4 separate regions of the Mus musculus genome follow, and regions 1, 2 and 3 are each linked to region 4. A link is a loop called in an ENCODE intact Hi-C map of the cell type or tissue named here. Cell type or tissue: left cerebral cortex. All regions are shown on one strand. Each heading gives the region's core, and the rest is flanking DNA. Links, peaks and the distances in the headings are about the cores only. Region 1 holds the start of Cox16 (cytochrome c oxidase assembly protein 16). Region 2 holds the start of Gm20498 (predicted gene 20498). Region 3 overlaps Gm20498 (predicted gene 20498). Region 4 holds the start of Med6 (mediator complex subunit 6).

Region 1 (7,821 bases), core at 1,771-6,770, 110 kb after region 4:
ATTTATAGCACCCCTGTTATTAGAGACCTATCCTGTCAATCCTAAATTCTGATCCAAAGTAATTTTAGTATATCTACAAAATTTTCTTCTAATACTTCTAACTGTGTTGTTTAACCTCTCAGTTTAAAACTGCTCACCCTTATACTACTTGATTCACACATTTGCAGATCTCTAATCTACAGTCAAGTGAAGACACAGGGGAGGGAAGGGATTGACAAAAAGTCTTGCTTTAAGAAATGTTGTCGTGGACACATCAACGTTTCCTTTGATTTAATGCAAATTACGTCTTTCCCCCAATATTAATATTCAAACTCTGAAATACTGTAGCTATCCTCCTGTTTACTTGTTTGTATGCTACTAACAATAGTGACACTTTTATACACTAACACAATACACAGTGTGCCAAGTTATAAGTCAAAGGCTATGGAGCTCTGAAGAGGGAATAATTTATGTTGCCTATAGAGTACAGTGGACTTCAAGTACTATGGGAGTGTGTAAATTGGAGGTGTGTAAATTCATGGCATATTCAGTAAGGAATATTAGTATGGAATGAAAAGTGGCAAAACCAACCAACTAAACAAAAACACCACCACAACAAAACAGCACCACACTGTAGTCTTCTAACAAATAATTTTAAACTTGCTCTGAAAATTGTAGAGACAGAGAGGATCTTTTAATTATGTATAAACCTGTCTTTCCAGTGCTGTGTGAGATTAAGATCATTCAGTCTCCCCTTTGCCTTTATGCCCTCTTTCCCCCTGACATAGATGTTATCCTAAGCTTAAGGAGATACGTAGCTTCTCCTGTGGTTACTTGTGAGGCTACTCCCAAAGCATTTCAGTGGCATCAGAGAGACAGAGGCAGAGGCAAAGGTTTTCTCTGTCTCTTCCTGGAAAAGACAAGGCAGGTGTTTTGTTCATCCAAACTATCATACTTTCTAGTTTGTGTCCCTATTAGATGACCTGTTTCTTCTTTTTTGTTTCTGTGTTTCTTGACTCATCCAGAGGCACACAAACAATGAAAAACAAGTGTTCATTCATTAAGTATAGGACTTCATGAAATTCGCAGGCAAAAAAAAAAAAAAAAAAAAAAACCTAGACTATATCATCTTGAGTGAGGTAATCCAGTCACAAAAGAACACACATGGTATACACTCACTGATAAGTGGATATTAGGAAAAAAAGCTTGGAATATTCATGATACAACTTATACAGACCATATGAAGCTCAAGAAGAAGGAAGACCAAAGTGTGATGCTTCAGTCCTACTTAGAAGAGGGAACAAAATAATCATGGGAGATAGAGGGTGGGAAGGTTGGGAGGAATAAAGGAAGGGGAGAAGAAAAAAAGGGGGGGCAGGGTCAGGTGGGAAGAAACAGGGGAGATGTACAGAGCCAGGATCAGGGAACTGAACAGAAAGGTGTGTTGCAATGGGAGATGAACAGGAGGTAGCCAACAGAAGGTCCCAGACACCAGGAAAGCAAGAGGTTCCCAGGACCCAATGGGGATGACATTAGCTGAAATACCCAACAAAGGGGAGGGAGAACCTGTAGAGACCATATCCAGAGGTTAGACATGACCCCCAGTTGAGGGATGGGGCCACCCACTTTTCTCAAAAATTTTAATCCAAAATTGCTCTTGTCTAAAGAAAATATAGGGACAAAGAGTGGAGTAGAGACTGAAGGAAAGGCCATCAGAGACTGCCCTACCTGGGGATCCATCCCATATGCAGCTACCAAACCTATTGTTGATCAATACCCATACAGCCATCACTATTGCCGATGCCAAGAAGTGCTTGTTGCAAGGAGCTTGATATAGCTGTCTCCTGAGAGGCTGTCAGAGCCTTACCTATACAGATGTGGATGCTCACATCCAACCATCGGACTGAGAACAGGGACCCCAATAGAGGAGTTGGGGAAGGACTTGAAGGAACTGAAGGGATTTGCAACCCCATAGGTAGAACAACCAATCAGATTCCCCAGAGCTCCCAGGGACTAAACCACCAACCAAAGAGTATGCGTGGAGGGACCTATGGCTCCAGGTGCATTTGTAGCAGAGGATGGCTTTATCTGGTATCCATTGGAGGAGAGGCCCTTGGTCCTCTGAAGGCCTGATGCTCCAGTGTAGGAGAATGCTAGGGCAGTGAGGTGGGAGTCGGTGGGGGAGCACCCTCAAAGAAGCAGAGAGTAAGGAGTAGGATAGAGGGTTTGCGGAGCAGAAACCGGGACGGGGGATAGCATTTGAATTGTAAATAAATAAAATAATAAAAAATTTTAAAAAGTTCAGTTACAACTGATGAGCCACGACTTAAAATGTGTTCATTAACCTGGTGCTACTTGTGCATTAGCTTAAAAACCAACCCCGCCCTTTATCTGAGTTTCTTGAGTCGCAGAAGTCAAGATCCAGAATATGCGAATTACAGATTTTCCAAATCGAAAAACCCAATTGCACCCGGCGTATCCTGAGGTCACGGAACCAGAGCTCAGAAGCCTCGACTTCCGGGGGAGGGAGGAAGCAGAAGTGCGTTAAGGCCAATCGTTTCCGTTTGCCTCGGGGAGGCTTATCAGGCGTGGACCTGGCACCCAAAGCCTGCGCTGAGTCTACAACTTCGCCTGAGACGTGTTGCGGGCCGCGCTGGGCTCGCTCTGGAAGCGGCTGACTAAGCAGGCCGCACCTTCTGCCATGATTGCGCCCGCTGTGTTGCGAGCTCTGCGTAAGAACAAGACTCTACGCTATGGAGTTCCCATGTTGGTGAGCGGCTGTGACGGGAGCAGGGGCTGCGAGTCCGGAAGGGGCGGGCCCTCTTTGGCTGAGTGGCGTATTGGTGCTGTCTTTCGGATACTGCTGACTAGGGGGTCTGTGGGAGCCACCGGAGCTTTGAGGTTTTTGTTTTTGTTTTTAAGTTCACGCTCAAAAGTGTACCTCGGGTCCCGCCATCCCCCACCCCCCGTTTCCTTTCCCTTCGTGAACGCGCGTGTTACTATCCCCGTTTTACAGTACCTTTCCTGGGTTAAATGTTGAGATTTTGCAAGAAGACTAATCAAATGTCTTCTTTAATAATTACATTCATTTGTAGTAATTATGTTCATAATTTGTTGTTTGATCATTGTTAAGTTAATTTGCTTTAGCATATTACGATATAAAAGAAAATAAACAAAAACTTTTAAAAATACAAGACATTTTTCTTGGTGTGGTTCTTGGCACGTGTGAAGTGCCTTTTGTATTTAAGCACTGCTAAAAGAAAGGTTGATTTTAGAAACGTAATATGTTTTTTTAAGTCGTCTTTGATGTGTCTGGATCTTGTTTTGATAATTAGGGAACTCTGCAATCTGCTTTAAGAGTTTTGGGGTAAGCGTTCGTTTTTATAAAATGACAGCAATTTACAAGGCATATATAAATTTTTTTATTTCTGCAAGTTCCTCTGCCGTTCAAAATCACGGATGTTGCTACTGACTTACCATTTATCACTATGGGAGTCAATTTGATTTTCTTTCAAAATTATAAAAGTCAAGATGTTATGGAAAGAAAAAAAAAATCTCAGGGCTAGGCTTTCTATGTAGACTTAGCACCCTGCCCTATTTTCGGGGCTACCCAGCAGGAAAGAGGCTCCTTTACAAATGGAAATTCCTTTCTTGGTCAGTTTTTAAATGGTCCTATCAGTCTTATGAAGGCACACTCTGGAACTCTGTCTAGAAAAAACTCTTAAGCCTAATTTATTTTACAGATGCCCTTCCAGAAGTTAAGCAAAGAGCACTTTCTATGCCCAATTTGAGAAATCCTCCTCTGAGTTCTGGGTTTCTCCTCTTCTGTTTTATAACGCGCGCGCGCGCACACACACACACACACACGCGCGCGCGCGCGCGCGCGTGCACACACACACACAGCTAGCTAGTCGTTCATTTCTGTTTGCTTTATGCACATACATGTGTGCAAAATAGCATTCTTTTTTATTTAAAATTACTATATAGATTTAATAGATAAGCACTGTGTTTACACCCTTTTCATCCCTACCTCTCCCCCGCCAACTTCTCCTGTGATTCCTTTCTCCCTTTCAGTTTTATGACTTTTAAAAATTAAAATTGTTACATGTTAATTATATATATGTGTGTATATATATAAAATTATATATTATATGTATGTATAAAAGCAGCCATTTTGATTTAGTCTTATGTATCCCAAATAGCATTTTTTTTAAAAGTAGCTAAGAATATTTTATATGTATAATTGTTAAATACAAATTTTTATTGTGGCTGCTGTTTACCTAGAAATCATGGTGGTTAATGAAGGGCCCTAAAACCTAAGAGGTGAATCTCTAGATTGCAAGAGAGGAAACAAGAGGAGAGAATGTTCTTAGAAGAAAAGCATATGGCCCATTTTTCTGATGCAGAAACCCTTTCAGAGAGCAGAGCAGTTCCTCTAATTGAGCCACTAATCTAGTGAACAGAGACTCTAAATCTAATGTTGTTTTTTTGATGATTTTTTTGTTTTGTTTTACTTTTCACCCTTCAACCTGTGTACATGTGCAAGCGTGTGCGCATGCAGGGACACGCAGCACAGGTGCTCTCCCCGTTTCTTACCTTCTGAGTTTATCTAGTTTTTTTTTTTTTTTTTTCATTTTCTTTTTGTCAGAAGTTTTAAAGTTACAACAGTGGAGTTTTGTTGCTTTTATGAACCTCAAATTTTAAATTTCTATTTTATGTTTTTACACTCTTTCTATTTAATTATTTAAGTAGTGATATGGATATCAAGCTTTTTGCTCCTAATTGGCTTAGCTTATTCATCTCTGATGTGAGGATTATAGCCAGCTCACTCTTGGGTAAAATAGCAGTAGCAGTTTGGAAGCTCTCTGAAAGGGTTTCTTCATACAGAAAAATGGGTCATATGCTGCAAGACTCCTTTATAATTTGTTAAGAAAATAAAAGGCAGTGTTTACAAATGTCCAATTTTGTAAAGTCATGAAGTTGAAAGAAATTCTACACAGACAAGGCCAGAGTTTTATTCCCAGGTGTACCCTATGTAGTTATAGTATTAGAAACTCAAGGGAGGAGAGAGGTGGTTCCCTGATTAAGAGTACTTGCTGCTCTTTCAGAGGACTAGAGTTTCCCAGCAGCTGTATCTGGCTGCTCGTGACTGCTTGTAACTCTAGCTCCATGGTACCTGATGTCCTCTTCTGATCTCCACAGTCACCCGCATGTACTGGCACATCAATAGACACATACGTGCACATGTACACGTAAGCGTGCATGTATGGTTGCATGCACAAATACTAAATAAATCTTAAAATTAAAACTTCAAGCAAAACAGATTTTACTGATTCTGTGTGATCAAAGAAGACTCATGAATCAAACAGCACTCAAAACTCAAAGAGGTTTCAAGAGTTCTGTCCTGTTACATCGGCAGGAAATATTTATAGACAAAACAAAACAAGACAAAACCAACCAAACAAACAAAACTAAAAAAATAACTTAATTGGATAGACATTTTTTTTTTTTGACTTGGTTTGATCAGTTAGTTAACAAATGGCATTTCTGTTGGTTTACCTTCTAAGGTTACATACATCTCTAAAGGGATTTAAGTAGAGACAGGTCCACTCCAAACTATATAACAGTAGGCAATCATTTAGTTGGGTGTGTTTTTATTTCCTTTTGAGTTTGGAAGCAGGGGAATCGGAAGTTCAAGGCACATACCAAGTTGAGGGTCATCTTGGTTAATGAGACCCTGTGCCTTAGTTGGTTTCTATTGCTGTGAGGAGATACCATGACCATGTATGGCAACTCTTACAAAGACAAACATTTAGTTGGGGCTGGCTGACAGTTTCAGAGGTTCAGTCCATTGCCTTCATGGCGAGGAGCACAGTGGCATGCAGGCAAACATGCTGCTGGGGAAATAATTGGAGAATTCGACTTCTAGACCTTCAGGCAGCAGGAAGAGAGAGCCTTCTAGGCTCTGACACCTCAAAGATCATCCCCAGTGTGATACTTCTCCATCAAGGCCACACCTCCTAATCCTTTCAAACCTTGTGAATCTCTGATAACTAAGCATTCAAATATATGAGCCCTTGGGGGCCATTCTTATTCAAATCACCGCACTCTGTCTCAAAAAAAAAAAAAAAGTAAACAAGAAAAGTCAAATACATATGTAGTATTGATTTATGACATCAGTTACAATCTTATAATTTTTCCAGGATAGTATAGTGGCCTCCCTTTCTGACATTTCACTTGCTGCATCTTGTCTGTTGTTTAAAAAAAAAAAAAAAAAAAAAAAGAGAAAAATCTCATGGATTATTTCAGATGCAAGTAATTCAAATGGCATTTATTGCAATATATTATCATTGTTGTACTTTATTACTAGTTATTGTTGCTAATCTTATTGTGCCTATTTTGAAAATTAAACTTTGCTATATGTATTTATGTATAGAAAGAAAACAGTGTATTTAGGGTTTAATATTTGTTCAGGTTTCAGGTGTCACTAGAATGCATTTGAAGGTAACCCCCACCACATTTACTTTTAAGAAAATGAGTAATAATTTTCTAGGAAATATAATCTATAGGTTGTTTATATGCTGTCTAAGGCATTGTTTAACTGAATGTAGCTAGTCAGAGTTGACCTTCTAGTTCATGTAGCTATTCCCTTCCTTTGTTTCAGTTGCTGGTTGTTGGAGGTTCTTTTGGTCTTCGTGAATTTTCACAAATCCGGTACGATGCTGTGACAATTAAGGTAAGAACTATAATTGGTGTTTGGCTTGTGTAGGAGAATTTCATGCTCATTTCACTTAGCAATTTTAATCTGTTTTGTCTTGCAAACCCAATAGCTGGTCTTTGCACCTTTTCTTGTTTAGAGTATCACTAATGTGAGTCCGTGCAAGTGAATCATATGAAGCATTCAGGAAAAGGTCTCTGTATTTACTTGTAACATTGTTGTTTCTCTCCCCAAATATTCTCAGACGTAGTTGTTTTTGGATTCTTATGGAATTTAAGAACACAGTTTTCCTCTCTAATTATAAATGAGCTATTCTATTGTAACTGCCAGTGATGTTATAAGTATATTGCCATTTCTCATTGGTAATTGATACTAAAATAAAATATTTTATTATAAATGAAGACACCTATCTTTTTTTATAGCATCTGTATTATTGTAGGAGTGAGTATACTAGGACCTCCATTTTACAGGTGTGGAAAAAAAGGTCCAGACAGCTATACTATCCTGCGTATAGTAATGTGTGTACACCGGACAGAGCTAGGATTTGTACCCTCTGTAATTACACTTTCACTCTTAAATTTGTGCTGTCTGTTACATAAGATGTCTGGTTTATTAACTGAGAAATGTCTTGTAATTTGGGGAGAGGGAACACATACCTGATAGTTGAAGACTTTTCTAAATAATATATAATGTACCATTATATGCTGGAACAAGTATTGTTCACTGTGGTAGTGGACTCTCCATTGCTGTATCCCCACCAGGTACTACATACTGCTAAGTATGTAGTTTAAGTACATGTGAATAGGACAGTCTTTGATTTGCCTATCTATCTTGTGCTTTGTAACAAGAGAGTTTAGCTTAATATTTAATGTAAATATTGTGACCCTATTTTCAAGACCAGATAATGAAAATAAGAATAATCATAATAATAGTGCTGATATGATCCAGACATCACTAGAAAAGAAAACTAAGTAATCCTGTTACTTTAAGGACAGATGAAAAGGGCACATGCAACTAGAGTAGGGAGTTAAATAACCAAAACAGCAGACTGCACAATATGCAAAAAGAAGTTGCAGTTGGTTATATTGGATATGGGGATGAAAACACATAAGAAGACTGAATCC
Region 2 (7,821 bases), core at 1,941-6,940, 62 kb after region 4:
TAAAACCATCCATCCTTATGTTATAAGGAACTGGGACAATGCTCTTCTTTTGTCTGTTTCTAGCTGAATTGGGGTGAAGAATTCCCTTCTGGGGGCCCAAAGGGAAATAGGAAAATTAGTTTCGTCAAAGGAGAGCTAGCTGGTATCATTTGCCTTTCAGTCACTGTGTGCTGAGAAAGTTCATTGGTTAGCTGATTCCTTGACTATGGCAGTCTGAAAGGATGGATAGGCTAGCTAGCTGTTCTGGAAAAGTTTTGGAAGAAAGTCTTTAAAAGAAACAGCTTGTGTTTGAATTTTGATGGGAATTGCAATGAAGTTGTAAATTGCTTTTGGTAAGATGGCCATTTTCTCTATGCTAATCCTACTGATCCATGAACATGGGAGATCTTTCCATCTTTTGAGATCTTCCTCAATTTCTTTCTTCAGAGACTTGAAGTTCTTATCATATAGGTCTTTGAGGTCTTCGACTTGTTTGATTAGAGTTACACCAAGATATTTTATATTATTTGTGGCTATTGGAAAGGATGTTGTTTCCATAATTTCTTTCTCTGCCTGTTTATCATTTGTATAAAGGAGGGCTACTGATTTCTTTGTGTTAATTCTGTATTCAGCCACTTTGCTGAAAGTGTTTATCAGCTGTAAGAGTTCTCTGGTAGAATTTTTGGAGTCATTTATGTATACTATCATATTATCTGTATACGGCGATACTTTGACTTCTTCCTTTCCAATTTGTATCCCTTGATTTCCTTTATTTGTCTGACTGCTCTGGTTAGAACTTCAAGTACTATATTGAATAGATATGGAGAGAGTGGGCAGCCTTGCCTGATTTTTGTGGAATTGCTTTAATTTCTCTCCATTTAGTTTGATGTTGACTATTGGCTTGCTGTATATTGCTTTGATCACGTTTAGGTATGTGCCTTGTATCCCTGATCACTCCAAAACTTTGAACATGAAGGGGTGTTGAATTTTGTCAAAGGCTTTATCAGTATCTAATGAGATTGTCTTAGGGTTTTACTCCTGGGAACAGACATCATGACCAAGGCAACTGTTATAAGGATGACATTTAATTGGGGCTGGCTTACAGGTTCAGAGGTTCAGTTCATTATCATCAAGGCCTGAGCACGGCAGTGTCCAGACAGGAATGGTGCAGGAGGAGCTGAGAGTTTTACACCTGCATCTGAAGGCTGGTAGGAGACAACTGCCTTAAATGTGGTTAGCGTGGTTTCATTGCCCACCCCAACAGTGACACACTTCTCTGACAAGGCCACACCTTCTAATAAAGCCTCTCCCTGGGTCAAGCATATTCACAGAAATCATATGATTTCTTTTCTTTCAGTTTGTTTATATTGTTGGATAATGTTGATGGATTTTTGTATATTGAACAAACCCTACTTTCTAGTGGATGAGTGAGGATGCTTGAATTTCACTTAGAAGGGGAAATAAAACAGTCATAGGAGGCAGATGGAGGGAGGGAACTGTGTGGGTGAGGGGATGGGGAAGGGGATGGGAGGTTCAGGATTGAGTGTGGGGACAGGCAGGAGAGATGGCCAGATCATCACGAGAACCAATGCAAATCTGCAACTGATGAGGGTGGGAAGGTGTATGTGGGGGAACTTGTGGACATGCTAGAGACCTGGGGTAGACTTGTTTAAGAATCAATGGGGATGACCTTAGCTCACAGCATTTGATATATGGAACCTGAAGAGACCACCTCCTGTAGCCAGGCAAGAACCCCAGTGGAGTGATAGAGACACCAACCCAGCCACAAAACCTTTGACCCAAAATTTAACCTGCCTACAAGAAACGCAGGGACTGGAGATGAAGCAGAGACTACAGAATGACCAAGCAATAAGTGGCCCAACTAGAGACCCATCTCATGGGCAAGCACCAATCCTTGATACTATTAGCGATACTCTGTCATGCTTGCAAACATGAGTCTAGCATGGATGTTCTCTAAGAGGCTCCACCCAGTAGCTGACTCAGATGATTGCAGAGACCTTCAGCCAAACAGTGAATAGAGCTTGAGGACTCTTATGGAAGAGTTGAGGGAAGGCTTGTGGGCTCCAAAGGGGATGGAACTCCATAGGAAGGCCAAAAGTGTCAACAGACCCAAGCTCTCAGAGACTGAACCACCAACCAAAGAGCATACATGGGCTGGACTTAGGTCCCCTTGCACATATGGAACAGATGTGCAGCTTGGTCTTCAACTGGAATGGATGCTATCCTAAAAGCTGTTGCCTGTCTGTGGGATATATTCTTCTAGCTGGGCTGTCTTGTCTGGCTTCAGTGGGAGAGGATGCACCTAGCCCTGCAAAGACTTGATGTGCCAGGGTGGAAGGATAACCAGGGGGGCCTCCACCCTCTCAGAGGAGAAGGAGAGGGGGCATTGGGGAAGGACTATGGGAGAGGGTAACCAGAAATGGGGGCAGTGATCAGGCTGTAAAGTGAATAAAAGTAAAACAACAACAACAGCAGCAGCAGCAGCAGCAGCAGCAACAACAACAACAACCCTACAACTAAATCTAACCAAGGAAGTAGAAGGAAAACTTTAAATCTCTGAAGGAAGGAATTCAGGGAGCTACTAGAAAACAGAAAAACTATCCATACTCATGAATTGGTAGAATATTGTGAAAATGATAATTCTATCAAAGGCAATGTACAGATTCAGTGCAATCCCAGTCTCTCAAAGTCCACCCCCACAGTGACACACTTCTTATAACAAAGCCACACCTCATAATAGTGCCACTCCCTAGGCCAAGCATAAAACATCACAGATGAGGATTAGAAAACAAAGCACTCAAAAGATAGTAAGGGACAATAAAAAGCATGGCTATGTGTTCATTGCTTTTAAAGTAGTTATCTATGAGGTTTACGTGGAGTTTGAAGTCACTGTCTTACTAGTAGATGGTTGTGGAGGGGCACCTGACAGGTACAGTTGACAGAGTTGAGGTGTAGTTCTACAAATAAAGGAAGGTAGGACATGTTACACGTGGTTTAAGATTCTCAGGCAATTTCTAGAGAAAGGAATGAAGTTCCTGTCCACCTAGAGCCATACACATTGAGGTTTTAGGCTTAGGACATTGACAATTTTATATACATTATCTATGCAGGGAAGAAATATTAAGTCTATGTCAGCAGCCTTTACAGCAAATGCTGCTCAATGTGCTAGAATGCTTGCTCAGTTGGCAAGAGTTTTTTTTTTTTTTTAAATGGGTAATTTTTTCCTTCCTTCCTTCCTTCCTTCCTTCCTTCCTTCCTTCCTTCCTTCCTTCCTTCCTACCTTTTCTTTCTTAATATGTAAGTACACTGTAGCTGACTTCAGACACTCCAGAAAAGGGTATCAGATCTTGTTACAGATGGTTGTGAGCCACCATATGGTTGCTGGGATTTGAACTCATGACCTTTGGAAGAGCCGTCAGTGCTCTTACCTGCTGAGCTATCTCAGCAGCCCGGCAAGAGATTTTAATCAGACCTGGAGATGACAGGATCCTTCTCCCCTCATGCCTCAGGTTCCCTGCCTTCTTGTCCTGTCTCATTCCTATAGAATCCACCTCTGACTTGTTTTAATAAACCTGAGTTGCTGGCTTGGCTTTTAGCCATAACTTTGAATACCATAGTCTGATTATGCAGTCTTTGATTCTCTTAACACCACAGGAGTCCCTTGAGTCACCATACATATTTATGGTCACCTTCCTGGTCCTTAAGGCCTTTGTAGTTTTGATACCTGAAAGTTTCTTCACCTCTGTTTGGAATGTCCGATCTTAAAAGTCAAGATGGGCTGGAAAGTCACATCTTAAGTCTTGCAATCATTTTGTGAAAAGGACATTTCACCTCCTTTTGCTTGGAGGATTTTTCTTGAACAAGCCTATGATTATCTTTCCTCTGTATATGTGTACACATTTCTTAAGTTAGATAGGCCTATTATTAAATGCAAGCCAGGGATATATACATCTATTTAAAAGTTAAGTAAGAGTCTTGTCAGGTCTAAGTTAAGAAATCTTGTGCATAAGGCCCTGGAAAACAATGCTCTCAGATGTAAATATCAGGGAAATCCTCACTTCCTGTCATGTGTGTCAGCCCAGGTGCCTTGCTTTAAGCAGTGAACACTTGCTTGATGAGAGAGAGAGAGAGAGAGAGAGGGGGGGGAGGGGGAGGGGGAAGGGGAGGGGGAGGGAAAGGGAGTGGGGAGGAGGAGGAGGGGAGGGGGAGAAGGAGAGATGGGGGGAGGTTTCATTTTTTTATTTGGATACATTTTATTAACTAACACGGGGACTGCTAACGAAGGAACTTGAAGCAGTGTTACCAAGTTTTCTTACATGGGGCATCACATTGGATTTCATCTGTATTGCACAAAAGGTTACAATTTCCCACCCAAGTATGCAATCTCATTAGTACTTTGCCTATGATGCCTTTCATAGAGTGGTTTGAGGCTCATAAAAGATCTCTCTCACACACACACACACACACACACACACACACACACACACACACACACATTTGTAGATATTTTGAGATTTTTATTTAAAATGTCAAACGTATCAATGTAATTCTATCTCATACCATTATTACCCTCTCTCCTTCCCCATGCTCTTCCAGTGTAAGCGAGCATTATACCTCTCTTTGCTCATGGCTCCTCAGGATCGGCCTTGAGAACAGTGCGAGGTACCGGAAAACGCTGGTGGGCTCAGAGAACCACCACTCCCAGCATCCTCCACGTTCCCAGTGCCCGCGGTTTCCTTTTCCGGTCTGACCGCTGAGGAAACTGTAAAAGCTATGCTGGGGAGGCAGCGCGGAGCTTGATTCACCTTCACCTGCTCTGGCCACCCGCTGACCCGGGGTTTCCGGCCGGAGAGCAGTCAGATATGAACGGACGGGTGGATTATTTAGTCACGGAGGAAGAGATCAACCTGACGAGAGGACCTTCGGGTAGGCGCGGGACATGGAGGGAGTAATTGCTGCGTCCCTTGCTTTGGCGGAGCCGGGTTTACCTGGCTGGAGAGCAGGCAGGCCCCGACCGAGCGGCTTCCCAGAACGCTATCGGGCACGGAGCAAAGAGTCCATTGGCATCTTTTGTTAGCTAGATAACGGACCCAAGGACTCTGCCCCATAATCCAGTCGGATTACCACAGGCGTTTATGGCCAGGACGGGTTTCTTGCTGTTGGTGGCAATAGCCAAGACCAGGAAAAAGCCCGCTGTTTAGCCAGCGTGTGGGAGCCGCCGTATCCGTTATTCAGTTGCTTGCTCCATCCTTGTTTCTTCGCCGAGGGCCCGTTCAGGTAAAAACAGGAGCAGCGAACGGCGGTGTGTGTGTGTGTGTGTGTGTGTGTGTGTGTGTGTGTGTGTGTGTGTGTGTTTCTGAGTGTCTCACAGTTTCTCCGGTGCTAGGGTCCCTGCCTGCATTTTTGCGGAATCAATTTACCATATCAACTGGAATGCTAAAGCGGGCGGAGACCTTTTACAGAAGTTTTCAGACCTGGCCACACTTGACCACCATTACTTGGGCGTTTTCGTTTTTACTTTTTAGCAAAATATTGAAATGAAAATGTTGTTTTCTAGTCTCACCTTTAGAAATTTGGATTCAGTGTGGATCAAACAATTCTTGAAACAAACACTTCATGTGATTCTGACAGGAAAATTCCCATTTAGCGTTGCTGTGTGGTCTTCCTCATGGATGCTCATAGCTGGATTACTACATCGTGTCACTGCCTTCCTTAGGCTTTGCAGTTTTCTTTATGGCCTTAACATTTTAGGTTTAGGGTTCACCACTTAGAGCCAAGATTTTTTGTTTTTGTTTTTTGTTTTAAATCTAACATCTTACCAGTTTTTTGTTGTTGTTGCTTTTTTTTTTTTGGCTTGTTTTAATGTATTGGCAGAATAACTTAACTGATGGATTCTTGTAGTTTCTTTTCTGTAACATGGAGACAGTTATGAAATGAAGCGTTTCACATATAGTGTTAGGATGAAGCCACTTGCTCTCTGGAAAATATTTAGGACAATGTCTTGATATATGGTAAGCAGTGTGTATTTGTTACTGTTGTCATTAGTGAGTGAATGGCTAAACTGACTCCAGTAAGTTCTGTTAGATACTGTATTCCAAGAGTTGAATAAATCATTGGTTACTGTGAATTTCTATTCTGATGGCCACTACTTAGCATAGTCTGTTAACTTTCCTTATCTATAAGTTTGCAATAGCTTAATCACTGCTGACTATTCTGTGTAAAGCACAGCTTTCAGAACTAATCATATATTTTGTCTTCCTGTTATGAGAAAATTGGAAGTTGATCATATTTATGGGAATAACTCTCTGCTAATCTTTGTGGTTTATACAGAAGCTTTGCTCTGGGTAGTTCTTTGGGGGTGCTGAGGTAACTTGACAGAAGCTAGAGTTAATCTGGGAAGACCCTTAGTTGAGAAAAAACGCCCCCATCAGATTGCTTGTAGGCACTCCTGTTGGCCATTTCTTTTTTTAAAGATTTATTTATGGCCGGGCGTGGTGGCGCACGCCTTTAATCCCAGCACTCGGGAGGCAGAGGTAGGCGGATTTCTGAGTTCGAGGCCAGCCTGGTCTACAGAGTGAGTTCCAGGACAGCCAGGGCTACACAGAGAAACCCTGTCTTGAAAAACCAAAAAAAAAAAAAAAAAAAAAGATTTATTTATTATATGTAAGTACACTGAAGCTGTCTTCAGACACTCCAGAAGAGGGCGCCAGATCTCGTTACGGATGGTTGTGAGCCACCATGTGGTTGCTGGGATTTGAACTCCTGACCTTCGGAAGAGCAGTCGGGTGCTCTTACCCACTGAGCCATCTCACCAGCCCCCTGTTGGCCGTTTCTTAAGTTGATGATGGAGATGGGAGAGCCCAGCTCACTGTGGGCAGTGCTACCATGGGGCAGGTAGGTGGTCCTGGATTGTACGAAAGCAGGCTGAGTAAGTCATTAGGAGCAAGCCAATAAGTAGTGCGGTTTCAGTTTGTGTCTCCAGGCCTGTGTTGACTTCTCTTCATGATGGTCTGTTTAGGATTCAGTAACTCCTTTCATCCCTTCATGCTTGTATCATGGTGTTTTTTTTCATAGCAGTAGAAACCTAAACTAAACTCAGAAACTTTTGCCCAAGGCTTTTCAATATGCCCAAGTTTCTTGAATCTAATTTTCTTATTTTATTTAATTCTTCAATCCAACTTTGAGATTAACGTAGTAGAGATGGATTTTTATTACATTTGTGTGTCTATGTGTTTTTGTTTGTTTGTTTGTTGGGGAAGGGGCCCGTAGAGGTCAGAGGACAACTTTCAGGAGTCAGTTTTCTCCTCCTATCATGTGGGTTCCAGGGATTGAACTCAGGTTGTCAGACTTAATGGCAAATACTTCCTACCCGCTGAGTTATCTCACCCAGCAGTCTCAGATCTGTAAATAAAAGTCTGTTTTTTTTTAATGTGTTTTTTAACCTTTTGCTAATGAACCCATAGGATCAATGAGATACACATTTCTGATTCCCTTTGCAAATGCATTAAGGCATCTAGTTCTTTAACCTAAATAACCTACCATGATACTACTTTTTGTGATGTTTGAGATTGTCTTCTTGCCACATAGCAAGAACCCAATATACTTGGATATAGAGTCTTAGCTGTGGTATCACAGTATTACCAGGTCTTCTGACAAGAGCAGACTTCTGATATTAATCACAGTATTACCAGGTCTTCTGACAAGAGCAGACTTCTGATATTATTCTTGCTTTAAGCATAAAATTTGACATAATATCATTGTTTAAACTTTTGGGCATTTGAATAGGCATTGTCTAATTTCTAAGCATTGAACTTACAGATC
Region 3 (7,821 bases), core at 952-5,951, 100 kb after region 4:
GGCATCCAGATTAGAATGGAAGAATCCATTGAACAATCTGAGAAAACTAATCAGGTGTTGTTTTAATCACATTAGTTTTAAGTTAGATACATGCTCTTTGTAGTATTTTGGGTTTTATTGTGCAAATAAGCAATTAAAATATATTTAGAAGCCAAGTATAATGGTACATGTCTTTGCTCTCAGCATTAGGATGCAGAGGCAAGCAGATCTCTGTGAGTAGGAAGCTAGTGTTAGATCTCCCTCACCCTCTCCTCCCTCTCCCTCTCCCTCTCCCTCTCCCTCTCCCTCTCCCTCTCCCTCTCCCTCTCCCTCTCCCTCTCCCTCTCCCTCTCCCTCTCCCTCTCCCTCTCCCTCTTCCTTCCTCCCTTCCTCTTCTTCTTCCCTGCCTCCCTCTCTCCCTCTTCCTCTGGTGTGTGTGTGTGTATGTGTGTGTGTGTAGTCATAAGGATTTTATTTTACCCACTTTGAGTGGAATGTATCTTTGTACAGATAATGATGTTTTTCTTCATTTAGCAGATAACTATCAACACTAGTACAGAAATACAAAGATAAAATTTAGTCACTAAGCTGGAACAACTTACCTTTTGAGAGTGGGTGATCTTTTTTTGTATCTTTTTAACATCACTGAAGAATACAGGGTTTGACTTCCTAAGCTCTCTACCTCTCACAGTAGTTTCAGGGTTGGCTACTATCCTAGGTTAAGTGTGCACGCTCGACTTGCCCAGAAAGCATATGCCACAACAGGATCCTTCTGCACACGTTTATTGGGAGAGCTTGATTGCAGAGGCGAAAAGACCCAGAGCCCAGAACTGGTGCTGCTTATATAGGCCTAGGAGAGGCGTGTCTCACACCCGATTGGTTATGCTTTCAGTACCTCATTTACATATCTACATCCGATTGGTTATGCTCTCAGTACCTCGTTAACATACCCCATTTACATATCTACACCCGATTGGTCATGCATTCAGTACCTCATTTACATGTCCCGGGCCAGGCAGTGACTAGGCAAAAAAACTCTACTGCACATGCGCATATTGGTTGTTTACCCAAACTTATGGGTGGTGGCCAGCGGTAGTAAGCGCCACCTTGTAATGGCATATATGGCTTCCCACAGTTAAGCCTTCTTTGCTGTACCTTTTAACTTCAAAATTTTATTGAGACCAGTCCTCACCTACAGTGTGCAGTTATGATTTTTAAAAAAGAGACAGTATTTTAAAGAATTCTGACCAGTGGGAATGAGATTCTGAACTGCCATTAACTCTTGTGTTGATATGTATATAGAGAGTTCAAAGCATGTGACTATTTACCCGATGCACTTAATAATACAAAATTTGACAGAAGAAAGCACTGTTGATGAAAAATCCAGCTCTATTAAACACTAATGCCTCTAACTGCGAATTCCCCTCATGTTCCATTACTATAGGGGAGACAGGGAAGAAAGGAGGACTAATAAAGGTTTTCAATGCAATTTTGTTATTTGCCAGCAGAATGATTTACAAAAGAACTTCGTAATATATTGACTAGTAACAGGAAACTGGGATGATTCTTTTCAGTGTTGACAGGTTTGCAAATGAAGACACAGAATTGAATTTCGTTTCAGTTGTAATGCTATGTTTCTAATTCTGTTTGAATACGAGTTTATTATTACTGGATACTTGTATACCTTCCAGGCTTTTCACTTCTTGGAAAATTATTTTCTTTAAGTACCTTATGTTATTTCCTTTCTGCTCTGATTCTTTTTTTTTCTTTCAGTTTTTAAAATCTACTTAGAATATTAAACAGGATGGAAGTAGAAAAAAACTCATATGAAGTCCTCTATGAAAGGAAATTGTGACAAGTTCCTGATTGGACAGAAACCATTCCATCTCCAAGGGAGAATATGCAGTGTAACTGTGTCTTCATAGAATGAGTTAGATAGTGTTCCTTCTGTTTCTATTTTGTGGAATAGTTTGAAGAGTATAGGTATTTTGTCTTCTTTAAAGGTCTGACAGAATGGGACTCTTTAGATAGTATATCTGATATTTGGTATCTGTCTAGAAAATTGTTCATCTATATTTTCCAGTTTTGTTGAATATAGGCTTTTGTAGTAGGATCTGATGCTTTTTTAATTTCCTCAGTTTCTGTTGTTATATCTGCCTTTTCATTTCTGATTTTGTTAATTTGGACACTGTCTTTGTGCCCTCTGGTTAGTCTGGCTAAGGGTTTATCTGTCTTGTTGATTTTCTCAAAGAACCACCTCCTGGTTTGGTTGATTCTTTGTATAGTTCTTTTTGTTTCTACTTGGTTGATTTCAGCCCTGTGTTTGATTATTTCCTGCCATCTACTCCTCTTGGGGGTACTTCTTTTTGTTCTAGAGCTTTTAGGTCTGCTGTTAAGCTGGTAGGGTTTGCTCTCTCCAGTTTTTTTTTTTTTTGTTTTGTTTTTTTTTTTTTTTTTGGAGGCACTCAGAGCCATGAGTTTTCCTCTTAGGACTGCTTTCATTGTGTCCCATAAGTTTGGGTATGTTGTACTGTCATTTTCATTAAATTCTAAAAAGTCTTTAATTTCTTTCTTTATTTCTTCCTTGACCAAGTTATCATTGAGTAGAGTGTTGTTCAGCTTCCATGTGTATGTGGGCTTTCTGTTGTTTTTCTTGCTATTGAAGACTAGCCTTAATCCGTAGTGATCTGATAGGCATGGGATTATTTCAGTCTTTTTGTATCTGCTGAGGTCTGTTTTGTGACTGATTATATGGTCAATTTTGGAGAAGGTACCATGAGATGCTGAGAAGAAGGTATATTCTTTTGCTTTAGGATGAAATGTTCTATAGATATCTGTTGAATTCATAACTTCTGTTCTTTTCACTCTGTCTCTGTTTTGTTTGTGTTTCCCTGATCTGTCCGATGATGAAAGAGGGGTGTTGAAGTCCCCCACTATTATTGTTCGCGCTGCATTAACGTTTGTTTTATGAATGTGTGTGCCCTTGTATTTGGAGCATAGATGTTCAGAATTGAGAGTTCTTCTTGGTAGATTTTTTTCCTTTGATAAGTATGAAGTGTCCTTCCTTATCTTTTTTGATGACTTTTGGTTGAAATTTGATTTTATTCAATATTAGAATGGCTACTCCAGCTTGTTTCTTGGGACCATTTGTTTGGAAAATTGTTTTCCATCCCTTTACTCTAAGGTAGTGTTTGTCTTTGACACTCAGGTGTGTTTCCTGTATATAGTAAAATGTTGGGTCCCGTTTACGCAACCAGTCTGTTAGTCTATGTCTTTTTATTGGGGAATTGGGTCCATTGGTGTTAAGAGATATTAGGGAATAGTGATTGTTGCTTCCTGTTATTTTTATGTGTGTGTGTATCTTCTTTTGGGTTTGTTGAATGAAGATTACTTTCTTGCTTTTTTTAGGGTGTAGTATTCCTCCTTGTGTTGGGAGTTTTCCATCTATTATTATTCTTTATAGGGCTGGATTTGTGGAATGATACTGTTTAAATTTGGTTTTGTCATGTAATATCTTGGTTTCTCCATCTATGGTAATTGAGAGGTTTGTTGGGTATAGTAGCCTGGGCTGGCATTTGTGTTCTCTTAGGGTCTGAATGACATCTGTCCAGGGTCTTCCAGCTTTCATAGCCTCTTGTGAGAAGTCAGGTATAATTCTGATAGGTCAGCCTTTATATGTTACTTGACCTTTTCTCCTTGTTGCTTTTAATATTCTTTTTCTTTGTTTTGTGCATTTGATGTTTTGACTATTATGTGACGGGAGGAATTTTTTTTCTGGTCCAGTCTATTTGGAGGCTTGTAAGCTTCTTGTATGTTCATGGGCATCTCTTTGTTTAGGTTAGGAAAGTTTTCTTCTATAATTTTGTTGAAGATATTTACTGACCCTTTAAGTTGAGAATCTTCACTCTCTTCTAAACCTATTATCCTTGATTTGGTCTTATTGTGTCCTGGATTTCCTGGATGTTTTGGGTTAGGATCTTTTTGCATTTCGCATTTTCTTTGACTGTTGTGCCAATGTTTTCTATGGTATCTTCTGCACCTGAGATTCTCTCTTTTATCTCTTGTATTCTGTTGGTGATGCTTGCATCTGTGACTCCTGATCTCTCTCCTGGGTTTTCTATCTCCAAGATTGTCTCCCTTTGTGATTTCTTTGTTTTTTCTATTTCAATTTTTAGATCCTGTGTGAGCACTAAAAGGGGTGTAGGGGAAGGAGGGGGAAGGGCAGATAACCTGCGCCCAGCCAGAGTTCCTCTTATGCTCCAGGCAGGCGGATACGGGAGGGGTACTGGGCACTGTCCACTCGGCCCTGGGTGGGCATCTAAGCCACTGACCCCACTCAATGGTGGGGGGAGGGCGGACAAGGGGCAGCCCCCAACCGGGGACCCCAGGGCGACACCGGGTTGCCCTGGGGTTATTGGAGAGAGGCGAGAGTAAACACAGTGGGCCTTGATGAACAGAGACAGTCTATGGTTTTAGAGCTTTATTGTAGAAAGGCAGGGAGAAAGAGAAAAGGTAGAAAGAGAAAGAGACTGGCCATGTCCGAGAGGAGAGAAAGGGGGAAAAGGAGAGAGAGAAGAAAGGCTAGAGTAAGAGGGAGAGAGCAAGAGGGAAAGGGTGAGGAGAGAGCAAGGAGAGAGTAAGGGGAGTAAGAGCAAGAGAGTAAGGAGGGGCCAAACAGCCCCTCTTATGGTGTGCTGTTATCTTTACTGTTGCTAGCTAGCCTGAAAGTCAGAAGCTTGGGACATTGCCTATGTGACTACTAACCATGCTTCTCTTGTGGGAGCTGAGGGGGCAGTAACTTTGACAGGAGCCAGGGTTCCAGGAGACATGAGAGAACTCCTTCCATCCCATGTAAGTGAATTATCACCACTGGGTCCCGGGATTCAACATCTAGCCTCAACTGGAAACCAGGCTGTCTGTACATAGCCCAGAGCCCCACAATCCTGGATGATTTTGTTCAATTCCTTCACCTGATTTGTTGTGTTTTTCTGTAATTCTTTAAGGGATTTTTGTGTTACCTCTTTAAGGGTTTCTAGCTGTTAACCTGTGCTCCCCTGTATTTCTTTAAGGGAGTTATTTATGTCCTTCTTAAAGTCCTCTATCATCATCATGACATATGATTTTAAATCAGAGTCTTGATTTTCTGGTGTGTCGGGCTATCCAGGGTTCGATAGAACTGAATTCTGAAGGTAGAACTGGATTCTGATAATGCTAAGTAGTCTTGTTTTCTATTACTTATGTTCTTGCTCTCACCTCTCGCCATCTGTTTATCTCTGGTCTTAGCTCATCTTGCTGTCTCTAACTGTGACTTGTCTCTCCTATAAACCTGTGTGTCAGCATTCCTGGGAGACCAGTTCTCTCCTAGAGGAATTTGGGTCTGGAAAGCTGTGGCACAGGGTCAATTCTGGGTGCAGACGGAAACCAGAAGGATCCTTTCCTTGGCTGTTCCTTAGTTCCTGTATCTTGATGGCTTTGGGCTCGTCCCTCTTGGTCCAGGAATTTGAGTAGAAGTGGTGGTCCTACCTGTGCTCACTGATTTGTCAGCACTCCTGGGAGACCAGCTCTCTCCCAGCGGTATTTTGGTATGGAGCGCTGTGACACAGGATCAGCTTCTGGTACAGATGGAAACTCGAAGAATCCTGTCCCAGGTTGCTCCTAGGCTCCTCTGTCCTGATGGCTCTGTGTGAGTCTCTTTCTGCTCTAATTCTTATATCCCTTGGATCCCTGTATGTAAACATCAGCTGTTTCACAGGTTGCATGCCTGAGAGCTACTTGCAAAGCAAGTAGACATAAATCACATTAACTAGGACTCATCACCAATTCATCAGTGATCCTGTTTCAAGATCACTGTTTGATACCAGTGTGTCCAGATTTGCCTCTTGAACTATGACACTCAATAAAGACCTGTTTAACTTATTGAACGTTTACAGTCTTGGATTTTTTTTTCTTTAGAAGACTATTAAGTATTTCCTTATTTTTCTGTCATCTTCATAAACCAATATCTCTGATGGGACAATGGGAAGGGGAAAGAAACATAATTTTGAGGTTTACTTTACCCAAGAGGCCAACACTAGGACTCAGCACTATCATAGAATTTCTAACAATTCCTGAGTGCTGACCAGGGTCCTAGTTATTATCCTAAGCCCTTAACATTTCACTTTAGGCTCACAAAACTCTTAGAGAAGCTGTTATGTCCGTTTTACAATGAGATGAACAAGGCATAGACAGGTTAAGAAACTTGCCCAGGTCACACAGTTACTTAATGTCAGCTTAAGTTTAAAGCCATGCAGTCTGGCTTCAGAGTCTTCATCATAATCAGAACACACTACTGCCTCTACTTTCTAGGTGCTAGATACTGTATTCTACTGCACTTTCCCAGTATTAAACTCTCAAAACTACAAGGCAGTTTGAGTCGTTCCAGTTTTATAGGTGAAATAAGTCAATGGTTAAAGATGATAAACTTGTTCCAGATGTACAGCTGTTTTGTTACCAAACCTGGCAGTTTACTTCAGACTCAGAAAGTCTAGTAAATGACTGGGGTGGTGAGATGCCTCAGCATATAAAGGCACCTTTTACCAGGCTTGAGGACCTGAGCGATTTCTGGAACCCACATGGTGGAAGACATCTGACTCCCCCAAGTTTTTCTCTAACCATCACTCCAGCACCAGGACAACAACTCCTACCCCTAGACACACACACACACACACACACACACACACACACACACACACACACACACACACGAGAGAGAGAGAGAGAGAGAAAGGGGGGAAAGGGGGAGGGGGGAAAGAGAAATAATTTAAAAATGTTTTAGGCTTGCAGTTCTTATATTTTTGCATTTATAGCCTGAAAAGAACAATGAATATTAAAAAGATATGGTTCTATTCCAATAAAGTTTTATGGTTATGCGTTACTAGTGATACAGTGTACTGCCAATCCTATGACATCATAAACTATATGTAGGCAAACCTAGAAGGTAGAGTCTTTTCTCAGATTTAAATTCATGTAGCATGCTATTAAACCTTCATATATGTAAACATAGAAAATATTTAGTAAAAATACTAGTCTATGGGAATTTTCAGTTACTAAATTTTTCAAGAACTGTCTTATATGCAGTCCATAGGTGGCTAAAATACTGTATGTTCCATTACTAGTTATCAAAACAAACAACTCCAAACCTGTCCATATTAGGCTCTTGGTCACATTACTAAAAATTGTAAACCTAACCAGGTTCATCTGAAGTAATAAAAATGGAAGAAATTCTTCAAATGTTGATCGGTTTGAGTCCTAAATGGAAAACCATGACATATTTAAAGAATGGCTCTAAAATATGCAAAATATGCATTAGCATATTCTGTAGTCATGGAAGGCTCAGTAGGGAATGTGCTTGCTGTGCAAGCATGAAGGCGTAAGTTTGGTTACCCATTAACCACATAAACTTTGACCGTAATGGTACTATATAACAGCAGCAGTACGATGAGGAGACAGGATTCAAATGGAAAGCTACAGGTTCAAAGATTGCTACAAATTATAAGGTGGAGAGAGAGGAAGATACCCAATGTTGACTACGGCCTCTACACAAGCACATAATATGGAGTAGGGACAAACATACACAACAACCTCCAAGAAATAGGTGCCAGAAAAAAATCCTATAAAAATTTCCCTTGTTCTTTATTTGAAAGTGAATTGAACAATGACTATTGCTAGAATTGAATGTGAGCATCTGTCTTGGCTAGAATTCCATCCTTAAGATTTAACTGTCTACCTGAAAATATTAAACTATGTTAAGCGTTTACTTTATAAATTGGCCCTTGACAACTGAAAAGTTGGATAGAGCTTTGC
Region 4 (7,684 bases), core at 2,685-7,684:
TCTTCTTGGTAGCCTTATTTAGGAAACTGCCTAATCCTCTATTTATGGCTCCACAAGAGTGATTTATCAGCAGGTTTGTGTGTTTTCCTACATCTATCACCTTCTGCAACTGTCACTTGGCATACAGTTAGTTAACTTTGGGCTCCTACATGACAGGTGAGTAGGGTACTCCTCTCTGTAACATTCCAGAATCAGCTAAGCAACTTGAGGACATTAAACCTGAAGAACACTATGCTGGTCACGTCTCTTCCACCTTGCTGTGAAATTCTGACCATCTAGTTTGCTATTGTTGGTGCTTTTGGTTGCTTCTTGGGGTGTTTGAAGTTTAGTGCCATACAACCTCACAAACCTGGATGAATGTTCTGTAGTGAGAAGAATGATGATAGCCATCGAGTGTCTGTAATTCTGTTTCTTCCGGGCTGAGCATATCTGTGTTCTGTAATTGGGATCAGAGGTAGAGAGCTCTCAGTGATTAGACTACTTTACAATTACAGCTACTTCCCTGGGTGGACAGCTGTACTGTTTTGTATTTTGTGATATATATATATATATATGTGATTCATTTTCTTGTAACCCTTAAACACACAAACCGAATAGATACTTGATCTCTCCCTGGACCACTGAAGTTACTCTCAGAGATTCCAGAATAACATTTCAGTGGTGTTGTCTCAGCAGTTCTGGGGTTACTTTATACCCTCGTTTGTATTATGAAATAACTGAATTCCCTCTTCATAAGAGGAGAAAATATGGGATGGAGAGATGGCTCAGCGGCTAAGAGCACTGACTGCCCTTTCAGAGGTCATGAGTTCAATTCCTAGTGACCACATGGTGGCTCACAACCATCTGTGATGGGATCCAGTACCCTCTTCTGGTGTGTCTGAAGACAGCTACAATGTACTCACATATATAATGTAAACAAATAAATCTTTTAAAAAAAAGAGGAGAAAACATCTCACACAGACATCACACTTGCTAGAAGATGTTCTTAGAAAGATATCATATGAATAATGGTCATGTATTTCTTTTTTTTTTTTTTTACTCAGAACCTTAGCATAAGTTGTCCTTGGGTTGTATGGTCTGCATTGTTCTCTAGTCAGGAGAGATCTTAGGTGTTTTCTTAAGATCCATTTCCATATCACAACCTCTCATTTCATTTACTGTTGAACTCTAGGAGTTTATTATTGTCCCAAAGGCCATCATACCATCTGTTCACTTTTACAAGCATTAGCTCAATCAACAAATGTTGCTGAGCACCTTCTGCAGAGGAGAGCCTGTCAGTTACTAAATAATTAACAGGCCAGCGCCCCCTTACCTCAGAAGAGCTAGCTGGCTCTAAATCTCAGCCTTAAAAAGCTAAAGAACCCCTGGTCTATCGGATGCCTTACAAACCTATACAAAATAAACAGATCTTCATTTTCATCTACTCACTGTTGTTACTCCTAAGTTGATTAGTCGCAGCTGGTTTTATAAATCAGTACCCTGAGAGAATGCCTCTGTCTTCTTCACCAGGGTATTAGTCACTATTGCTTTTTAACACTGTCCTCTAAATATTTCAGTTCAATCATTTGTATTAGTGTAGACACCATTTAGTTTCCAATGACTTCCTACTTAGATTCCCTGACTTGAGTCTTATGACCACTTCAAACACTTAAAGCAAGCATCTTTCTAAACCAAAGTTCAATCACATTTATCCTGTTGCCTGTTGCCTGTTGTCAAAGACAGGCTCTGTCACCATATGGTAAACCCAATGGGTGTCAGTGGTATAGCCACTGACAGGGGTCTGCCCAGACATGGACCAGGGCTGCTGCCTGTGGCAGCCAGCAGTTAGAGAAGAGAAAGGGGGAAAATCAAACACTTACACGCATGCGCACACGCACACACACACACACACACACACACACACACACACACACGGGGGGGGGGGGCTTGGTGAGTAGAGCAAGCTCCAACATACATCCACACAAGCTTTGATGGATGGAACAGAGCTCCAACACATTCCCACACAAAATTTACACACATATATACATATATATACCTATATACATATACACATATACAAAGCATTCATATATACACATAGTTGGTAGGTAGAAGGAACAATGTTCCAACAACTTTATTCTTTCTCCCATGGCTTATATGTCCCAGCAAAATCTTTCAAGCATTATAAAATTACAATGTGATTACATTCTAGTTTTCTTCTAGTGAATGACTTCCCCAATACCTTCATAAGAAATAACATTACAGCCGGGCATGGTGGCGCACGCCTTTAATCCCAGCACTCGGGAGGCAGAGGCAGGTGGATTTCTGAGTTCGAGGCCAGCCTGGTTTACAAAGTGACAGAGAAACCCTGTCTCAAAAAAACAAAAATAGAAAAAGAAAAAGAAAAAAAATAACATTACATAGTACAGGTAAACAAATTACGGAGCTGGAGAGATGGCTCAGCAGCTAAGAGTACTGAGTGCTTTTCCAGAGGGCCTGAGTTCAATTTCCAGCAACTACATGGTGGCTCACAACCATGTATAATGGGATCTGATGCCCTCTTCTGGTGTGCCTGAAGACAGCTACAGTGTGCGCATATATATAAAATAAATAAATAAATCTTAAAAAAAAGCAAATTATTCCCAAGAACTCACAAACATTTGTAACTAAGCAACTTATTATAGATTACATAGATTAAGTGTGAGCAAGCAAAGTAGTTTTCTCAGCCAGTTTCTCTTACTGGCAAACAGCAATTTGAGGTTCAAAAAAAGGGGGGATTAATTAGTTCATTATTTATAAAAAGTAATCTTATAAGAATCTTAAAAGAATCACAAATCTAAACTTTTACATAAAAATCAGTGATATCTACTTTAAATCCTCAGAATTAATATACTCATCAGCAATTCTTATTATACTTTTACGCAGAATGCACATATTCTCATCAGTAATCCTATTAAATCATATCAGGACATTGAGGGTAAAAATGAGTATAAGAAATCAGCCACCACCAGCCAGCCTCAGTGAGACTCACGTCAGCCAGGGCTGCCATTGTTCTTGTTCCTTGGCCATAAAATGTTCCTAGGTTACCTTATAAGAGTGTGCCTTTCTGAACTTCAAATTGTTACCTAAGATGTTCTACATCAGAGCCAGTAGCAAAAACATCTCAACCTAGCTTCACTAACAATTTTATTTTTCCAAATATTTTCTAAGGGTGGTGGTCACTGCTGACAATCTATATCTTTAAGTTCTTTCTAGAGTGGTAACTATATCATTAATCTGCTCCAGCAGTAATGCTTGATAAAGAACAAGCACTATTATTGTGAGGGACAGAGATACTGTCCAGTGAGGGGTGGAGTTGCCCTTAGAGTTTTCACAGTTCCTAGATTAAGGGGGCAGTGAGGGCAGCGAGCGGAGCAGAGCTCCTAACAGCATGAAGTCCTCAGGACCTGTGGTCCTCAGGGCGGTGCCACACCCAGGCACACCAATCGTGAATGTTCTAACCTGTGGGCTGCATCACATAAAGCTATTTAGCTATATCCTATAAAACTTGCTGTTTCCTGTTGAAACTGTCCACATAAAAACAAAAGAAACAAAGAAACAAACCAAACAGAAAGCCCTCTGGCAGGGCCCTCGCCAGGCTGCAAAATACAGTGAACTTCTCCAGTCTGGCTTATCATACGTTCTGTGTGTTGCCACAGCCTTTCCTAATCTTCTAAAGACATAAGGAAACAAGATCAGTGAAACAAAACCCAAAAGCTTGCCTTTTCCTGCTGAAACTATCCGAATAAAAACAAAGAAACAAACCAAACAGAAAAGCAGAGCAGTTTGGACACACTTCTTTGTCATTTCCGGTATAAAATCCTAGTTCACAAATTGAAGTGAACAAGAAATATGTTTTCTCTGGATGTGGTGGCCCACACCTTTAATACCAGCACTTGAGAGGCGGAGGCAAGTAGATCTCTGTGAGTTCAAGGCCAGCTTGGTAGCCTAGTCAGCAAACCAAGTTCCAGGACAGCTAAAAAATCTTGTCTTGAAAACCAACGTGTGTGTGTGTGTGTGTGTGTGTGTGTGTGTGTGTGTGTGTGTGATGTATTTATTATGCTGAGAATTTAAAATGTGGAATTCTTTGATCTGTGAGTCGAAAAGTCCCAGTTAAATTAATGGTTCTCCTGCCTTGTTTGTGGATTCTGGTTACATGCTGGGGGAGCCTAGGTAGTCCTTAGTTTTGTGAATTTAGGTTCCTTCCTTCAGGTTTTGGGGTTCTCCTCTCAGTTTCTGTATCTTGTTTGTAAGCATCTCCATCATTTTGCTTTTAGAAAACCACACTAGAGACAGAACGTTCTGTTGTGGGTTTCTATGGCTTCCTCACATCACAGAATTGTTCCCTGCCTTCAAGTGTTTAGACACTACTCAAGGAATTCCTCTTCTCTCTCTCTCTCTCTCTTTTTTGTTGTTGTTTTTTCGTTCCTTTTCTCTCATTTAAAAATTTTATTTATTGATTTATTTATTTATTGATTTATTTATTTATTTATTTATTTATTTATTTATTTATTTATTTATTTATTTATTTTGAGACAGGGTTTCTCTGTATAGCCCTGGCTGTCCTGGAACTCACTTTGTAGACCAGGCTGGGATTAAAGGCATGCGCCACCACGCCCAGTTCCTTTTCTCTTTTTAATCTTGTTAATAATTCACCCCTGAATTCCCTTCCTATCTCTTGAAATTTAGTCATAAAATGCTACAGGTTTTTAACTGGTTTAGGTTTTTAGTTGGTTCAATAACAGGAATAACAAAGTCTCTTGATTTTCTCTGCTTGAGATAAGGTGAAAAACGGAGCTCCTAAGTCTAACAGTTTGTTTTTATACTCATGAGGTTTTTAAAAATACTGTCTCTGTGTGTAGTCCAGGCTGGCCCCAAATTTGTTATGCACTTGGCTCTGCCTCCTGAGAGATGGGATTACAAGTGAAAGCCTTGGTTTAGAGAATTTTAGAATGTTAGTAGTGAGCACGAGGCAGCGCTCTGTTTAACCTCTTTACTTGTAAATGAAATTACTTTCCCCACTGTTTGGGCCTAACGCTTTGCTTATTTTTTGTTTGTTTGTTTTGTTCTGGCTCTGTTACTACAACCTCTGCCAGCTGCAGTTTGGCATCTAAGCGAGGGGGTCATTCTTTATCTTCTTACTCCACAGGTCTACAGGCCCCGCCTTCCCTGCGCCATCCTTCTGCGTGTCCCAATCCCCTCCCCTCCCCGCCGCCACCCTGTGACACGCCTTCTTCTTTCCCGCCCGTGTCCAACGACCAAAGCTCAACCCGGCTCCACCCACTTTAGGTCTCATCCCCGCCCCCAAACACTTTTTTTTTTTCCTGCCGCCGCGCTCCGCGTGAATACTTTTGACCTCCCCGCTAACCGTACGGCCGGCAGCCTCCGCTTCCGTCGCGGTAGTCATCGCCTTTACTGTGCGCCGGAAGGAGGCTCTTATAGCGCTTTTGGAATTATGGCGGCGGTGGATATCCGAGGTAATTAATTTTATGCTCCCCTTACCAGATTGTGGTTTACTGGGGTTTCATAGCTTGCGGAAGTCAGCGTTACCCTCTTTTGTGAGGTCTCTCAAGTTCTTCTGAGTGGCTCCTGGATACCCTAAGGCTCTAATCTAACGAAAAGGGGTCGCGCTTTCCCGTTTTCTGACGAGTCTCTTTAAAAGGGTAGATGCGGAAAAACTAGAAACAATTTAGGGGTTTCTCTCACAATGCTGGGCGTTATGTCGGGGCGAAGGGATAGCTTTTCGGAAGAGAGAAGTGGAATAAGATAAGGGCTGATCCCACCTTATGGGTCCCCGGACAGAAATCCCCGTCTTCTTATTAATAATTTTAAATTTTAGCCTATAATACCTTTCACTTATCATTCATTCAGTGGTTGCCTTCGGCAAGCTGAGCAGTAGAGGTATATTTTCATTGAGTAAGAATAAATAAATGAATGGAGACTCAACCTCTTACTAGCTTCTTGGTCGGGTAGCATTTTGTTTAGCAGTTTGTTTTTGCTTGTGTATATTTCATTCTTCCTCTTGGCAATTTCATACATGTACATAGTGGATTGCTTATTACTTAGATTTGTTAGCGTAATTGTAATGTGTCTGGTGTTTAGAGGAATGGCAGAGAAGCTGGCATAGGGAGGAGATGTAGAAGAGAAGATCTGGAAAGATAAATGTGAGAGAACAGTCAACAGGGACGGCATATTCTGACTTTGTCTTTTTTTTTTTTCATTTACGCATTTCTTTACTAGATCATTTTAGCTGCTGACAGTAGTGTAAAAGTCAGGGATAGAATTAGAAACAAAAAAAGGAAAACAAAACGAAACCAGGGCTTTTCTGGGATGGACAGAAATTAGAGGTAGCTTGGAAGAGTGATGACTGCATTAGTGAGAAGGTTAAATCTGCTTGGTTTTTGGTATATTCTGTTTATGAAGTGATCACAACTTACCTTTTATTTTCAGACTTGACTTTTCATTTCAGTTTTTGTAGATGAATGTCCATGGATACATGAGGCTGTTTAAATTGATTGAGATCTGTGAATAATAAAGTAAGTCATACTTGCCTTGACCTTCAGGCATGGATTGGAAGCATTTAGTGATTATTATGCTCATTCCTGATGAATAAAAACTCACAATTTAGTGGGAGCAGATTATCTGTGATTCTGGTTATGGAATAAGAATTAGTAATAAGGGGGCTAGAGAGATGGCTTAGCGGGTTAAGAGTACTGATTGCTCTTCAGAGATCCTGAGTTCAAATTCCACCAACCACATGGTGGCTCACAACCATCTGTAATGGGATCTGATGCCCTTTTCTGGTCTGTCTGAAGATAGCCACAGTGTACTTGCAATTATAAAATAAATTAATTTAAAAAAAGAATTAGTAATAAAAGTATATAAATTTGCCATGAGAACAGAGAAAATGCCACCATTACTACTGTAACAGTTATTGGGTTACAGTGTGCCAAGCATTTAATGTGCATAATATTGTATGTATAATTATAGATCTTACCTACCTACCAATGGTTAGTTAATAGATATGGACATGAAATGGTTATGCCTGGTAATGGCAGAAAGATAAAACTTTTTTAAGGAAAAAGTTATCGTTTCCTAAAGCAGCTAAAAGAAATGTACATTTTATGGTAAATGGAATTGTTAGTAGGATTAGGAAATTTAAATCATAGTCGTGGTTTTCCCTGTGTTGCTCTTCATTAGCAAAGATGCCTTTTTCCAAAAACATTATTTCCTGGTTTTATATATTGTGACTTTACCCATATATATTTGTGTGTATACACACACACATACACACACACACACATATATATAAATGGTTGGTATTATTTTTGTTAATATACTTCATTTGTTCCTTTTATTTTATTTTATTTTATTTGGTTTTTCAAGACAGGGTTTCTCTGTGTAGCCCTGGCTGTCCTGGAACTCACTTTGTAGACCAGCCTGGCCTTGAACTCAGAAATCTGCCTGCCTCTGCTGGGATTAAAGGCGTGTGCCTAAACGCCCATCATTCCCTCTATTTTAAAACACACAAAGCATGATTTTTTTTTTAAAATTGTTTTAACATGTAACAACTTTTTCTCATTTGATTAATATTTCACGGGATTGCTTGTCACTTTGACCTAGATCTGACTTCTTCAGAAATGGTAAAAGTAGCTGTATAGAAGAG

What was found. Peaks named below come from ENCODE experiments on the same cell type or tissue, not always from the same donor. Only the 100,000 strongest peaks of a DNase experiment are listed, where the experiment ranks them.
Region 1: a loop joins it to region 4, with 11 times the contacts of the local background. A loop is called at or near these places in 11 of 42 quality-filtered maps.
Region 2: it touches region 4 in a loop (11-fold over the local background); 9 of 42 quality-filtered maps call a loop at or near these places.
Region 3: a loop joins it to region 4, with 2.2 times the contacts of the local background. A loop is called at or near these places in 11 of 42 quality-filtered maps.

Annotation. Positions count from the first base shown.
Region 1 is chr12:81,479,825-81,487,645 of GRCm38, reverse strand. It overlaps Gm20498 (predicted gene 20498), which reads left to right. Exons shown (of 6, transcript NM_001309848.1): 4 at 6,644-6,715. Cox16 (cytochrome c oxidase assembly protein 16) reads left to right here and starts at 2,509. Exons shown (of 4, transcript NM_001309809.2): 1 at 2,509-2,749; 2 at 6,644-6,715. The coding sequence starts at 2,681. In left cerebral cortex, for the core only: no CTCF peak of the experiment used is centred there; DNase peaks (open chromatin) are centred at 1,854, 2,567, 2,729 and 3,707; H3K4me3 peaks cover 1,920 bases; H3K27ac peaks cover 1,686 bases.
Region 2 is chr12:81,529,821-81,537,641 of GRCm38, reverse strand. It overlaps Gm20498 (predicted gene 20498), which reads left to right and starts at 4,731. Exons shown (of 6, transcript NM_001309848.1): 1 at 4,731-4,926. The coding sequence starts at 4,863. It overlaps Synj2bp (synaptojanin 2 binding protein), which reads left to right and starts at 4,731. Exons shown (of 4, transcript NM_025292.7): 1 at 4,731-4,926. The coding sequence starts at 4,863. In left cerebral cortex, for the core only: no CTCF peak of the experiment used is centred there; a DNase peak (open chromatin) is centred at 4,723; H3K4me3 peaks cover 2,054 bases; H3K27ac peaks cover 716 bases.
Region 3 is chr12:81,490,273-81,498,093 of GRCm38, reverse strand. All of the region lies in intron 3 of Gm20498 (predicted gene 20498), which reads left to right. Synj2bp (synaptojanin 2 binding protein) reads left to right here. Exons shown (of 4, transcript NM_025292.7): 4 at 1-5,900. Among named protein-coding and RNA genes, the nearest start is that of Cox16, 9.0 kb to the right of the region's middle. In left cerebral cortex, for the core only: no CTCF peak of the experiment used is centred there; no DNase peak of the experiment used is centred there.
Region 4 is chr12:81,592,751-81,600,434 of GRCm38, reverse strand. It overlaps Med6 (mediator complex subunit 6), which reads left to right and starts at 5,427. Exons shown (of 8, transcript NM_001347384.1): 1 at 5,427-5,495. The coding sequence starts at 5,474. In left cerebral cortex, for the core only: no CTCF peak of the experiment used is centred there; a DNase peak (open chromatin) is centred at 5,315; H3K4me3 peaks cover 1,578 bases; H3K27ac peaks cover 635 bases.